2 separate regions of the Homo sapiens genome follow, and region 1 is linked to region 2. Evidence: chromatin loops called from intact Hi-C (ENCODE). Cell type or tissue: Calu3. All regions are shown on one strand.

Evidence for each region. A loop is a pair of places that touch in the nucleus more often than their neighbours do. Peaks named below come from ENCODE experiments on the same cell type or tissue, not always from the same donor. Only the 100,000 strongest peaks of a DNase experiment are listed, where the experiment ranks them.
Region 1: a loop joins it to region 2, with 13 times the contacts of the local background. A loop is called at or near these places in 6 of 110 quality-filtered maps.

What each region holds. Positions count from the first base shown.
Region 1 is chr10:97,611,716-97,614,215 of GRCh38, forward strand. HOGA1 (4-hydroxy-2-oxoglutarate aldolase 1) reads left to right here. Exons shown (of 7, transcript NM_138413.4): 7 at 1-1,087. Among named protein-coding and RNA genes, the nearest start is that of MORN4, 21 kb to the right of the region's middle. RefSeq lists an enhancer at 611-830. In Calu3, no CTCF peak of the experiment used is centred here; no DNase peak of the experiment used is centred here.
Region 2 is chr10:97,533,869-97,536,368 of GRCh38, forward strand. All of the region lies in intron 1 of UBTD1 (ubiquitin domain containing 1), which reads left to right. Among named protein-coding and RNA genes, the nearest start is that of UBTD1, 36 kb to the left of the region's middle. In Calu3, no CTCF peak of the experiment used is centred here; a DNase peak (open chromatin) is centred at 1,083.

The DNA.
Region 1 (2,500 bases), 78 kb after region 2:
GCAGCCTGAAGCGGAGAGCACAGGGGGATGAGGGTGGCAGGCAGCGGGGAGCCGATAGAGGCTCCTTTGCCTGCTGTGGTCCTCCAGGCAGCCTTTCACAGGCACGCCCATGCATATCTCCTATTCTAACGGCCCCTGACCTCTCCCTTTTGGATCCTAAACTGTGTCTCTGGTCTGAAGACTGGGAAGGAGCAATTTCTCAATTTATCTTTCTACTGTGGATGCTTTCCTACGCCCTGAGGCACATGAAGTCAGAAAGGAAGGGCAGAGGGGCAAGTAGGCACAGTAAGGGAATTTTCTTTTCTTTTTTTTTTTTTTTGAGACAGAGTTTCACTCTGTCACCCAGGCTGGAGTGCAATGGCATGATCTCGCCTCCTGGGTTCAAGCGATTCTCCTGCCTCAGCCTCCCGAGTAGCTGGGATTACAGGCGCCTGCCACCACGCCCAGCTAATTTTTGTATTTTTAGCAGAGATGGGGTTTCACCGTGTTGGCCAGGCTGGTCTTGAACTCCTGACCTCAGGTGATCCAACTGCCTCGGCCTCCCAAAGTGCTGGGATTACAGCTGTGAGCCACTGCACCCGGCCGGGAATTTATCAAAGGGGGGACTACTTAGATTTGGGGCTTCAAACCTGAGTCTAGCACAATGCAGCTGGAGGCCAGGGCTACTCCTACAAACCCAAGTTCTGACTCCTTCCAGGGAAGTATCAGCTTAAGAAACTTGATCAGGAAAGTGACACTGGTCTTTCAAAGAGCCCTCTTTACCCTCCCATCCCTGCCCTCCACACTGCAAGCTGCATTCCAGCCACAACGCCCTTTTCTAAATCTATTTTCATTCATCTCCTATTCTGGTCTGTAGCCTTGATTCCAACCATTGAATGCACGGAGACAGCCCAGTGGCTTGTCAGATTGGTAAATAATGACACCTGGTGGATAAATGTTACATTCTAGAAGACTATTCTGGTCAGCCTAGGTCTGAAACACTAAGGAGACTTGGCCTGAGATAGGGCCATCCACTTGCCTACAGGCACTCTGCTTTTATTATTAAAAATAGTCACTTTGTTACTATAATAAAATTTAACAGAAAAAATTAGTGTGGCTATATAAAGATGGACACTCTATTGCTATGCAGATCTTAGGTTTCCTGGCCAGATGTCAAGAACCTTTCTAAAGGCAAAAGAGCTCTGATGGTCTGCCTTCTCCCAGCTCGAAGAGTGTCCCCAGCAATACTGAGCCAACAGGCATTCACTTACTGGAGACCTGGGGAAGGGGTAAGAGGCAAAAGAGAGCAAGTGAGCTATTTAGAAACAAACACTTAGCACTTTTATTTTATTTTTTTGAGACAGAGTCTTGCTCTGTCATTCAGGCTGGTGTGCAGTGGCACGATCTCGGCTCACTACAACCTCTGCCTCCCAGATTCAAGTGACTCCCCTGCCTCACCCTCCCGAGTAGCTGGAATTACAGGTGTTCACCACCATGCCCGGCTAATTTTTGTATTTTTAGTAGAGACAGCGTTTCGCCATGTTGGTCAGGCTGGTCTCGAACTCCTGACCTCAGGTGATCTTCCTGCCTCGGCCTCCCAAAGTGCTGGGATTATAGGCGTGAGCCACTGCACCCCTTCAGCATCCTTTTTGATTAAAGTGCTAAGTGTTTAGGGCCAGGCAGCACTTTGGGAGGCGGAGGCAGGAGGATCACATGAGGTCAAGAGTTTGAGACCAGCCTGATCAACACGGCAAACCCCATGTCTACTAAAAATACAAAAATTAGCCGGGCGTGGTGGCACACGCCTGTAATCCCAGCTACTCAGGAGGCTGAGGCACAAGAATCGCTTGAACGTGGGAGGTGGAGGTTGCAATGGGCCGAGATCGTGTCATGGCACTCCAGCCTGTGCCACAAGAGCAAAACTCCATCTCAACAACAACAACAAAAAAGGATGCTTTCTCCAAAATATTTAACCTTTTTCAGTGGTAATATTTGACTAGTGGCAGAAAAATGGAGATACATTGTAAAAAAATTACTCCTTAAAAGAAAGTGTAAGGTTAAAAAGAGAGGTAAATAGATACTTGTTTAGGGCAGAGGCTAAAGGAGAGAAAATAAAAGATCTCAATCTTCAACCCAAAACCAGGCTCTGAATGGCACTACAGCTTGGGGCTTAGTGCCTGGGGTCCTCTCACAGGCAACTTCCAGAGGAGCAAGGCTCAGAGGAGAATCAAGTTTAGGACTTGGGGGAAAAGTTAGGGCTAGGCAGGCAGGGTAGTGCACTGGGTAAGAGCTCAGCCTCTGGGCTTAAACAGGTCTGGGTTTAAGTTCTGGGATCTGCCCCTTAGTGTCTATGGGACCTTGGAGAAACTGCTTAACTTCCCTGAGCCTCATCTGTAATACAGGGATAATAATAGTACCTTCCTCCAACAAGGACGTGCATGTAAAAGGGTTAGCGTGGGGGTCAATGTTCCACCACTCTCCTGTTGCAGAAAAAGGGAAACTCCGGCAGGAGTGGACCTGC
Region 2 (2,500 bases):
GCTGAGATCACGCCACTGCACTGAAGCCTGCGTGACAAAGCAAGACTCCATCTCAAAAAAAAAAAAAAAAAAATCTTAAGCCCTCATCAGACTCGCCTTGGGAGGGGCAGGTGATGTGGGCCACAGCCCATCTGCCCTAGGCCAGCGGGGCCCTGAAGCCTTCTACTGCCTGGAAACCTTGCAGGCAGGACCAGCTGCAACCTTTTCTGGCCAGCTTCTGCCGCCTTCCCCTAAGACAAAGGTCTGAGGACAGCTTGCCAAGGGTTCCACTGGTTTCTGCCTTTCCACAGGGCTCCTCTGTTGGGCCCTTTCCCACTTCACCCCCTTCCCAGGAAACCAGAGCTCTCACCACCTCCCATGTGGTCCACTCGCTGGTTCATTCTGTCAGCTTTTATTGAGCACCTATTGTGTGCGGATCATTGGCCTGAGCCCTGGGACTGAGATGGGGAGGGCCCAGCCCTGCCCTTACAGCTTGTTTGTGGTACAATTCGCACAAAGCGGCTTAAATGGGAGCTTTGTTTGATCCAAGGCAGCTAGAAACAGTCTTTCCTTCGAGGTACCTTGTAGAAGACACTCCAAGTCCTGGCTAAGCTTTCTCCACTTTGTCATGACAAGGATCTTTTACTGCGTTTCCCCCTAAGTCTCAAGATTTTCTACCACACCACATTCAAGCCAAAGCTTAAGGCACTAAGGAACACACACGCGCGCGCGCACACACACACACACACACACACACACACACACCACCCTTACTCCTAAAAAAGCTAATACATGCACAAATATATATCCTAGAATGTGAAAGGTCCACTACCCCACTTCTGGGGTAGAAAAGGTGGTGTGTGTTCCTCCAGATTTTTTCCCTTGCAGATGCTAACACTGTCTTTACAAACTTGGGCCCATTTGGGAGCTGCCAGTTTGCTTGGGAGGCACACAGCCTCCAAGGGCCACCATCTGACCCCTGGCAGAGACTCCAGCCCACACCTCTGCCCAGAGTAGAAATGATGTCAAGCTCTCAGTCCTCCTTGCCCGCCTCCCCACCAAGCGGCACTCAGCCAGCCTTTCTAAAGCCCTCTGTTGAAAGCCCTCATTGGCCAGGAGGGGGCGGCCTTTCTCCCTGCCACCCCCTTGAGGCCCACACTCCTCTTTGCCTGGAAGAAGAGGGTTTGTGTGGGCAGTGCAGAAATCTCACCTGGACTCTGGAGGCTGGGGGCTTCTGGGCTTTTCTGCCCATTCTTCCTCACTCTGGCCATATCTCTCACCTCCTCTGTCTCATGGCCCCAAGAAACCAAGTCACAGAGGCATCACCATCCAGGTTGGCCAAAGCCTCCTTTCTGGACTGGCCTGCTACCAGCTCCGTGTGAACGGCTAGTTCCCATATGCTGATAAGACATATCAACAGCTAGGTCTTAGCATTTCCATTAAACAACAGCTAGGTCTTAGCATTTCCATTAAAAAAAAATTACTTGGCCTGGTGTGGTGGCTCACGCCTGTAATCCCAGCACTTTGGGAGGCCAAGGCGGGCAGATCACGAGATCAGGAAATTGAGACCATCCTGGCTAACACAGTGAAACCCCATATCTACTGAAAATACAAAAAATTAGCTGGGCGTGGTGGCATGTGCCTGTAGTCCCAGCTACTCTGGAGGCTGAGGCAGGAGAATCGCTTGAACCCAGGAGGCGGAGGTTGCAGTGAGCAGACATTGAGCCACTGCACTCCAGCCTGGGCAACAGAGCAAGACTCTGTCTCAAAAAAGAAAAAGAAAAAGAAAAAAAAATTACTTGCAGCTGTAGTGGCTCATACCTATAATTCTGGCACCATGGGAGGATCACTTGAAGCCAGGAGTTTGAGATCAGCCTGGGCAACAAAGTGAGACCCCATCTCTACAAATTTTTTTTTTTAATTAGCTAGGTGCAGTGGTGCACTCCTGTAGTCCTAGCTACTCAGGAGGCTGAGGTAGAAGGATCGCTTGATGCCAAGTGTTCAAGGCTTCAGTGAGCCATGACCGCACTACTGCACTCTAATCTGGGTGACACAGCAAGATCTTGTCTCAAAAAAATAAAATAAAAAATTAATGTATCACCTACATGTAGTTGGAGAGAAATTATTATTATTATTATTATTATTATTATTATTATTATTTCGAGACAGAATTTTGCTCTAGTCACCCAGGCTGGAGTGCAGTGGTGCGATCTCAGCTCACTGTAACCTCCGCCTCCCGGATTCAAGCGATTCTCCTGCCTCAGCCTCCCAAGTAGCTGGGATTACAGGCTCCCGCCACCAAGCACAGCTAATTTTGTATTTTTAGTAGAGATGGGGTTTCACCATGTTGGTCAGGCTTGTCTCGAACTCCTGACCTCATGTGATCCATCCGCCTCCGCCTCCCAAAGTGCTGGGATTACAGGTGAGAGCCACCACACCCGGCCAGGAGAGAAATTCTTTAGAGACCTGAGTGAGGTGGTCATACAAGGTCTTCGTCATGACACAGTTGGGAGTTGTCCTT